Regions from separate parts of the Homo sapiens genome. Here region 1 is linked to region 2. The links are chromatin contacts, found by Hi-C or POLR2A ChIA-PET in ENCODE. All regions are on one chromosome and are shown on one strand. The core of a region is the stretch at or near the end of the contact, and the rest is flanking DNA. Distances in the headings are between cores, read along the strand shown. Region 1 overlaps MCAT (malonyl-CoA-acyl carrier protein transacylase). Region 2 overlaps ARFGAP3 (ARF GTPase activating protein 3).

The links. A loop is a pair of places that touch in the nucleus more often than their neighbours do. ChIA-PET counts read pairs that join two places held with the same protein, here RNA polymerase II (POLR2A). Pooled maps may share reads with other maps.
Region 1: a pooled map shows a loop between it and region 2 (2.2-fold over the local background). The contact joins two enhancer-like sites. A Hi-C loop is called at or near these places in 2 of 50 pooled maps. POLR2A ChIA-PET finds 5 or more read pairs at or near these places in 2 of 52 experiments (T-cell and activated B cell).

The regions. Positions count from the first base shown.
Region 1 is chr22:43,133,227-43,138,079 of GRCh38, forward strand. MCAT (malonyl-CoA-acyl carrier protein transacylase) reads right to left here. Exons shown (of 4, transcript NM_173467.5): 3 at 3,855-4,072; 4 at 1-260. Among named protein-coding and RNA genes, the nearest start is that of MCAT, 7.7 kb to the right of the region's middle. RefSeq lists an enhancer at 4,213-4,382. Within about 2 kb of position 3,259, at least 7 of the 41 ENCODE cell types and tissues checked have a DNase peak (open chromatin) inside an H3K27ac peak, as active enhancers do.
Region 2 is chr22:42,818,827-42,823,774 of GRCh38, forward strand. It overlaps ARFGAP3 (ARF GTPase activating protein 3), which reads right to left. Exons shown (of 16, transcript NM_014570.5): 8 at 4,830-4,876; 9 at 3,444-3,583. Among named protein-coding and RNA genes, the nearest start is that of ARFGAP3, 36 kb to the right of the region's middle. Within about 2 kb of position 1,330, at least 3 of the 41 ENCODE cell types and tissues checked have a DNase peak (open chromatin) inside an H3K27ac peak, as active enhancers do.

The sequences.
Region 1 (4,853 bases), core at 2,009-4,508, 320 kb after region 2:
ATCGTCTGCTCCCACTTCACTGGGGAGACCAGCTGCTGGGCCAGCAGCTTGTGGATGTGCCCGGGATGCCTGTATCTATGCGCGTGGACGTTGGAGTAGACAGAAACCAGAGGCTTCTTAATGTCGACTGCCTTTAAAGCTTGCGTCAGGGGCTCCACGGCTGGCTCCATGAGGCGGGTGTGGAATGCGCCACTAACCGGCAACATCCTGGTGCGTCTGAAATGAAACTTAGAGGAATTCTTCTGGAGAAACCGTAGAGCCTGGGGAAGGAAGGAGGTTTCAGCCGAGCAATGTCCCAGAAATCCGCCTTTACAGATCTGACCATTCACAGGGCCAAACTGGGAGGGTGACCACAAAGAGACCCACAGCTGCTAGATGTGGACATGTGACCTGTCTGTCCCAGCACCATCCCCAGGCAATTCACTTAACATCCTGGAATCTCTTCTGTCCCAGCCTTCAAATAAGCACAGTTCCATCTACTTCACAACGCTGCCAGGAAGAGCAAACCCTACAAGGCATGCAACAGTGTCTGGTAGAGGAAAACGCACTATCTAAGAAGTGTTAGTTCTCAATGAGAATTCTTTTTTTTTTTTTTTTGAGACGGTGTCTCGCTCTGTGGCCCAGGCTGGAGTGCAGTGGCACAATCTTGGCTCACTGCAAGCTCCGCCTCCCAGGTTCACACCATTCTCCTGCCTCAGCCTCCCAAGTAGCTGGGACTACAGGCGCCCGCCACCACGCCCGGCTAATTTTTTGTATTAGCTGATCTCCAGACCTCGTGATCCACCCTCTTCGGCCTCCCAAAGTGCTGGGATTACAGGCATGAGCCGCCGCACCCGGATCTCAATGAGAATTCTATCACTCCTTTCATAATTTTTGACCAGTCTGTTTGCTTTTTATTCCATAATCTTCAAAATAAAAATTCAGAACTAAAATTCAAGCCCCATTTCACAATGCAGGGTCTAGGATATTGTCACTTTCATCTGAGGTTTCTCTGGAGAAGGAAAGAGCTCTCCTCTTGATGCCAAAAACCTCCCCTGAAGGCATTTGAGCTCAGAAGGGGCCTCGGGCGAGCCAATAGCTCCAAAACCCTTGCAACAGTGAGCAAGCAACAGAACTTGCAAAGGTCTTTATTATTTTTTGAGATGAAGTCTTGTTCTGTCACCCAGGCTGGAGTGCAAAGGTGCGATCTTGGCTCACTGCAACCTCCACCTCGCAGGTTCAAGCAATGCTCCTGCCTCAGCCTCCCGAGTAGCTGGGACTATAAGCATGTACCACCACGCCTGGCTAAGTTTTAGTAGAGATGGGGTTTCACCATGTTGGTCAGGCTGGTCTTGAACTCCTGGCCTCAAGTCATCCACCTGCTTTAGTCTGTCAGTGTTCCCTAGAGACTGTTCCTGTTGCCTGAGTCCTGGGCTGAAAAGCAGAACCCAGCCTGGCGAGCACAGACCAGGAGTGGGACCGGTGCTTGTGTGCTGTGACCACTGAGGTGTGGGCTACTTGTCACTGCAACAAAACCTGGCCTGTACTGACTCACCCGTGCTTCCCCTCCACCATCACCCTCCATGTGGCTCCATCCCACTGAGGCTGGACCGCAGGAACCAGGAGCCTCTTTGGTCTGGGCCTTCCAGACTCTGGAGCCCAAGCCCCTCCCTCCACACCTAGATTGTCTGAGTGACTGGCAGGTATGGGGATGGCTACTCAGTAGCACTTCCTGGAGCATCTGTGGTCTCAAAGTGCTTTCCGTGTAAGATCTCTGGACTCTGGCTCAACAGCTGAGCCCTCTCAAGTCCCAGGCTAGGGCCACAGGGCTCAAGGTCACCATCACAGGGGCCAGCAGTCTCCTCTCCAATGGCCAGTCCTTGGCCCAGGCATTGGGCGAGCAGGGCCCAGGAGCCTTTTCACATCAGTTGTTGGAAAGGGGCTTCCCCCCTGAGGGGGTACCCCTGCCCTCACCTGAGCTCTTTGCTGTGGCACTACCAAGAATACCAAAGGGAAGCTGGGCACAGTGGCTCACACCTATAATCCCAGCACTTTGGGAGGCCGAGGTGGGCAGATCACCTGAGGTCAGGGGTTCAAGACCAGCCTGACCAACATGGTAAAACCCCGTCTCTAATAAAAATACAAAAAATTAGCTGGGTGTGGTGGCATGCACCTGTAGTCCCAGCTACTTGGGAGGCTAAGGCAGGAGAATCACTTGAACCCAGGAGGTGGAGGTTGCAGTGAGCCAAGATCGTGCCACTGCACTCCAGCCTGGATGACAGAGTAAGACATTGTCTCAAAAAACAAAAAAAAAAAAAAAAAAAATCAAAAGGATGAACCTAGGAGTTGTCACCTAGACTGGGTGCACCTGTCTGGGAGCCTACTGGGGAGACTCCTGCCCTGACTGGGAAGTCCTTCCTGAGCCACTTCTGGGCTTCCTTCCAAGGCTGGTAAAGGGAACGCCTAACTAGCTCCAAGACTGACCTGGGGCCACCATACCTGACCTGCCCACCATCTCAGAACAGTCATAAGAGGCTCCTGCCAGCTCTCACTACTTCAGAGGAGGCAGTTGAGGACGCCTGGCACACGGTGAGCCCTCAAAGGGGAAGGGGAGCCAAGCACGGTCAAGTGGCGGAAACAGACTCCAGAGTGAGACAGACTCAGGTTCCCATTCTGCCTCTACTATCCCCAAGCACTTGCCTCTCTCTGCCTCAGCATCCTTGTGTGGAAAATGTGATTAAGAATCCCTTCCTTTAGCTGGGTGTGGTGGCCTGTGTCTGTAGTCCCAGCTACTTGGGAGGCTGAGGTGGGGGGATCCCTTGAGCCCAGTAGTTCAAGACCAGCTTGGGCAACACGGTGAAACCCCGTCTCTACAAAAAAATACAAAAGTTAGCCAGGTGTGGTTGCCCGTGTCTGTAATCCAAGCCACTCAGGAGGCTAAGGTAGGAGGAACACTTGAGCCCAGGAGGTCCAGGCTGCAGTGAGCCGTGATGGTGCCACCATACTCCAGCCTAGGCAACACAGTGAGACCCTGTCTCAAACAAACAAACAAAAAAAGAATCCCTTCCTTCCATATAGCACAGGATGGGCTGTGAGGGACATGAAGTAAGACAGAAATGCCTGGCCCGGGCAGCAGCCCCTCACACGGGCTGCAATCTGCGCTCACTCAGCATTCCCTGAGCCAGGCACTCAGCACCCACTGCTCTTTCTGTAGGGGGCTCCTGCCGCTCTGCTCAGGGTGCCCCCTGCTGGCAAACACATGCCCGTCCTCCAGCTGCTGCCTCCTGGGTTGCTCTTAGGCCCATGAGTAGCCAGCCAGACCCTCACTGCACCCCTCGGCCTGGAGTCATCCATTCACGGGGCTCTTCCTTTGACGGCAGGAACCCTGGCTAATCAGTCTGTGCGTCCCCAGCCCTTGATAAATGTTTGGGGAAGTAGCAAATGGAAGGAAATACGGTGGAAAGGAAATGAACTCCAGGGCAAAAACAGACACCTAAAAAAAGCAGGGCAGGCAGAGCAATCTAGCAGAAAACAAATCTCTTTTCTCTAAGGAAGCAACCAGATCACAGGCTCCTCAGAAGCCCAGAATGTACTACGGGAAGGGCCCTGGAGATCAGCTGGCCCTGCCCCTTTACTTTAGACATGGGCTGGCTGGTTGGTTCCAGACCCCATTCTACACGTGGTGGAGCAGGGCAGCATTCTTGCTCCTGCCTGCTTTGCAGCACTCGGTCTACCTCACTGCCCTGGCCCCAAAATACTTCCTAAAGACCGGGCTGGACCCAGCACCCGCCAGACTGCTAGGCCTCACGGGTGTGGAGCAGTTCCAACCCTCCGTACTGGACTGGCCTATGAAGGCAGTTCCCATCAACACCCACCTCTTGGTGTCCTGAAATCACCCTGCAATCTGGAAAGAGGTAGTTGGACACTTCACATACGGGGTTCTCTATGCCTAAAGACTTGCAGTGTTCCCGGGCTTCCAAACAGGCGAAGTTGAACTTGGACTGAGGCTGGCCGAGGACAGACAGCATCCCACTGGGGACAGCTTCTGAAGCTTCCTGCATGGCCTCAGCTCGGATTTTCACTGCATACAAACCTGGCCAGAGAGAAGCGCATTTGGAAAAATGAGGGCACAGAATGAAGGAGAAAAGGCCAGGCCTGAGAAACAAAGCCCAAGCTCCACTCTGCACTAGAGACAGGGGCACTGGTGTCTGCCACCAGCCAGCAGGGCCACAGTTCCACACACCTCCATCGACTGCACAAGCGCTCACCACCAAAAGTATGCTGCTGTGCTTGGCACTATACAAACTAACCCAAGGAGCTTCCTGCTATAAAGCTGGTTTGGAGTAGGACAGTGGTGCTCAACAGGCCGGGGGCAGTGTCCGGAGACGTTTTCCGGTTGTTCTGACTAGGGGAGAGTGCCACTGACGTCTAGTGGGTAGAGTCCAGGGATGCTGCTCAACATGCTGCACTGCACAGGTCAGCCCCCCTTGCCCCCAACAAAACAAATGACCTGGCCCAATAGCGCCACTGTTTTTTTTTTTTTTTAAATAGTGCCACTATTGAGAAACCCTGGTAAAAGGTAAAGAGGAACAGGGTGGAAGCCACATTGCCTTAGCCAAGTCACAACCTCCTTGAGGTTCAAATTTTTAGTTAGTAAAATGAGGATAATAATATCTAATCTGCCTGGGCTGTTGTGAAAGCTGGGAATTATTATTAGTTAGTTTATTAAGAGAGATCAGGCCGGGCATGGTGGCTTATGCCTGTAATCCCAGCACTTTGGGAGGCTGAGGCAGGACGGCTTGAGCCCAAGGAGCTCGACACCAGCCTGAGCAACATAGGGAGACCCTGTCCCTGCAAAAAATAAAATACAAATT
Region 2 (4,948 bases), core at 80-2,579:
TTTTGAAATGGAGTCTTGCTCTGTCGCCCAGGCTGGAGTGCAGTGGTGCAATCTTGGCTCACTGCAACCTCCACCCACGAGGTTCAAGCAATTCTCCTGCCTCAGCCTCCCGAGTAGCTGGGATTACAGGCACCTGCCACCATATCCAGCTAATTTTTCTATTTTTAGTAGAGACGAGGTTTCACCATGTTGGCCAGGCTGGTCTCGAACTCCTGACCTCAGGCGATCTGCCTGCCTCTGCCTCAAAGAGTCCTGGGATTACAGGCATGAGCCACCGCGCCCGGTGCAGAATTTCTTATTAGGAAAAAGTAATCTTGCTTTTGCTGTTTCTTTTCTTTAATGAGTCAAGCAAGATTTCTTTGGTTTTCACATGGCAGTTTGTTTTCCTTACTCTTCCTACAGAACAGGTTATGGCTATTTTATTCCTTAACAAATAAATACTACTTTTTCTTTTGGAGGAAAACAATAGCTCTGTTTAAAATCATGAATACATATAATTACAGCAACAGATTCTTCTGGAGAAGATGCATGGGGATGAAAAGGTTCTATTAGAAAGATAAGAGATGGAAAAGTTTTCCTTCCTAGGTAATCTGACATGGACTGGGTCACTCACTAAAAGCATGCACTTTGATGCTTACGAGAACATCTCTCTGGAAGCACCAACAGTTAAGAAGTCAGAACACCGCGTTTCTCAGAACTTCAGGAGTGCTTACGGGTACTGGCTCAAGGGAGGACTGCAGGACACAGATCAAACAAGCGGAGCAGCTCAAGGCAGCTCTGCCTCTTCCTTCCTTCCTACCAAGTGGGCACACAGAGAGCCTCTGAGGACGGGCTGGGAAACTGCTAGAAGGAGACCAGGATGCTGCATGGGCTGTTTAGTTTCACACTCTGACAGTACAAGAACAACACTGTTCTGACAGTTTACTGAGCCGAAATAACTTTATTTACAGCCATTAAACAAACTAACTTGCAACATAACACTCATGTATTAAGGATAAAACACCTGTACTTTCTACGGGTTTGAGTGGCAGTGGTGGTCATTAAGGCACAGTGGTGTGGTTGTTCTGAACAAGGCCATGAAAGTTGCCAAACTGGCTTCTCAAATCAAATTCATAAATCTTCCGATCTGCATCTTTGTTTTTGTGATGTATTAAACACTCCTAATGAAAGATACAAGTGAAGTCTGGTTGTTGCTTCCTGTTTTCAGGAAGATTAGCATGTTAATATTAGAAGTAACAACCAGACTTCACTCCATCCAGCTTACCTGCAGCTTCTCCATCCAGCTTACTTGCAGGAAGGAAGCTGATCAGGGCCCGATTTTACACACGCTCTGGGAAAACCTCAAGCATGAGTAATCTGGACAGAGCCTACTCCCAAATACCAAGAGAAGCCATCGAAACACTCAAATCTAACCTTTCCCTTTGCCAGGGTCAAAAACTTAGCTTAGTAAGAGAAATTAAAGTCTGTGACAAGTCAACGTAAATTTTTGTACACAAAGCATTTCAAACCATATTCGACCTAAATACAGTTCAGTGCTGCCCCCTATGTTCTGTGAATTAAATGACAAGGAGAAACAACTATCAACTTCAAATTATTTGGGTTTACCTTATAAACTCCATCTTAGCGAACCGTCAGTATGAACAGTAAGACAGTACGAAAAGTAGTTGCATTTACTGAGCACCTACTATGTGCCAGGTACTGTTTGATGCACTTCAATGAGCATTTAAGCTATTAAACTAATCCTTAAAACCACCTCATAAAATAGGTGTTATTTTCTTCATCATACAGTCTATAGTAACTCAAGCTAAAACAGATAAAATACACATGAAAGTAAGAGAAAACACCATTAAAAAACACACACATAAAAAATAGGGATCCAGGTTACTTTTCCTTTCTGTGTAGCATGCACCCTCCGCCCTTCTCTCCTGATCTTTGGTACAGTCACGGTTTCCAGAAGGCCATCTTTCTCTTCTGATTTCAACACAAATGAAAACCTCTCAAGAGCCTTACAAAAGTCTACGGAAAACCGATCTCTTCACTGGCCTCCTGGCTTCCAGTCTCCTCCCCTCTTCCTGGCCTGGGTATCACTACCGAACTCATTCTCCCGAGACGCCCCTTCATGACAGCACTGCTGAAGGAGCTGTTTCTCTTGGGTAAGTGGACAACCACAGCCTGACTTTAAGGTGCTCCACATTATCGTTCCAACTCCTCCACTTCAGGCAGGCCCCCGACACACACGATCATTCCACCTTCTTCATTCTCTGAAACTCTTCCTTCTCCCTCTCCAAGATCCAGGCTCAGAACCTCTGGAGACACGACCAGAGCCATAGTCTTCCATCATGTATTTAGAATTTAGTCACAGAGTCCAACAGGGCTTCAGATTATAAATACTTTTTTCATTATGCAGATATAATTCACATACCGTAAAACTCACCCTGTTAAAGTGCATGATTCAGTGGTTTCAGCACATTCACAAAGCTGTGCCATCATCACCACTAACTCCAGAACACTTTCAGCAGTCCAAAAAGCAGGCCTGGACCATTAGCAGCCACTCTCCATTCTCTCCTCACCCCAGGCCCTGGCAACCAGTAAGTTGCTTTCTGTCTCTACGGATTTGCCTATTCTGGACATTGCATATAGACAGAATCATATCATGTGATCTTTTATGACTGGCTTCTTTCTTAGCATAAACTTTTCAAGGTTTATCCATGTTGTGGCCAATATCAGGACTACATTCCTTTTTGTGGCTGAGTAATAGTCCATTGTATGGACATACCACATTTTCTTTCTCATTTATCAGTTGGTAGACATTTAGCTTATTTCTACTTTTTGGCTATTAGGATTAACGCCACTATGAACATTCATGCACGAGTTTGTGTGTGGTTGCACAGATGTAAGTTTTAATTTCTCTTGAGTATATACTTAGGAGTAGATTTGCTGGGTCACATGGAAACTTTACATTTAACTTTCTGAAGGACTGCCAAACTGTTTTTCACAACAGTGGCACCATTTCACATTGCCATCAGCAATGTACAAGGGTTCAAATTTCTCCACATCCTAGCCAACACCTGTTACTGATTTTTTTATTATAGCTTCCCTAGAGAGTACACAGTGGTATCTTATTGTGGCCTTGATTTGCATTTCCCCAACTCTAATAATGTGAAGCATGTTTCATGTGTAAACACCTCCATGCATCTCTGTCTTTCCCTTCTCACTGATGTCACTCCAGTCTTGCCCTTACAGCCTCAGCAGAGTGTTGCTGCCCCCATCGTCTCTTTCCCTTCCAATCCACATGCCAATGCAATATCAGTTTTCATAAAACTGAATTTTGCAGTACCCTCCCTTCCCCCCCCACACAAAAATACATGGCATTTGGAAAGCAAAATCTTGAGTTAATAGTTTTATTCCCTGAAAATGTATTAATATAATGAAATTAAACTTACATTGATTCTTCTTTAGATACCACCTTGGCCAGGTCTTCCTGCTCCTTCATTTTATCCGCAGCTTGAGCTTGTTTTTCAATTTCATTAAAGCATGTGTTTGCCAGTTTCTGAGCTCCCAAACTTCCTTTTTTGGCCCCAAGCTAGAACATATATAAGACTATAGTCTACACGAGCTGTTTGAAAGCTTCTGTGACTACAGCTAACATTTCCTAAGGGTTAGGACCTGCCAGGCACTGTGACAAGCACTCTACATTTGTTCTGTGGCTTAGTCCTCAGAACTCTGTGAAGTTAGTATTATTCCAGGAGTCCCTCAGCATGGGGGAATTGGTTTCACGACCCTGTGGATAACAAAATCTGCGATGATCAAGTCCCTTACGTAAAAGGGCGTAGTATCTGCATTTAACCCACGTGTAGCCTCCAGTATACTTTCAATCATCTCTAGATTACTTATTATGCCTAAATAATGTAAATGCTATGAAAATAGTTACTAATTCTGTGTTTTTATTTGTATTGTTTTTACTGTTGTATTCTTACTTTTTATTTTTTTTTACTTTTTTTGAGACAGGCTCTCATGCTGTTGACCAAGCTGGAGTACAGTGGCACAATCTCAGCTCACTGCAACCTCTGCCTCCTGGGGTAAAGCGATCCTCCCACCTTAGTATCCCGAGTAGCTGGGACTACAGGCACGGGCCACCAAATCCGGCTACTTTTTGTATTTTTTGAAGAGATGGGATTTCACCATTTTGCCCAGGCTGGTCTTGAACTCCGGGGCTCAAGTGATCCACCTGCCTCGGCCTCCCAAAGTGCTGGGATTACAGGCGTGAGTCACTACGCCTGGCCTATTGTTTTTTTTTCCCCCCCAAATAATTTTGATCTGCAATTGGTTGAATCCATGGATGCAGAACCCCTGGATACAGAGGGCTGAGGAAAGTAAAGCTCATATAAGTTAAGGAATGTGGCCAAGGTCACACAGCCAATACATGGCAAGGCCAGGATTCAAACCCTGCACCTGCCTCCAGAGCTGGTGCTCCGCAATGCTTCGCTGTATCTGAAAACTCACCAGACAACCACCCTCTAAGCCTCACAAGATGTCATTGCTTATTGATCTACACAAGCAGGAGACAAATTCCCAGGGGACCTTTGTTAATTTTTTTCAGAATTTTGTCATAGACAGAAAAAATGTTAAATAATCATTCTAGAAAAAATTCAATAAGTATAACATTAATCTCTTTGACATTAATCTCTTTGAACAAAACATAGACTCCTTATATCAAAGCTACATTTATTACAAGATGGTTCAAAAGAATAAAACTAAAATGACGAAGCGGCTTTTTAGTTTTAAAGCTTAACTACCAGATTTTTATATATAAAGTACATAATACTCACGCCTTTTTTAGCTTGATTTGGTTTCTTTTTTATGATAGAGGATACCTCTGCCAAAAAATAAAAATTAAAAAGTAAGACCAATAGAAATAATTTTTCTTTTTTAGTGTGTCTTTTAAAAT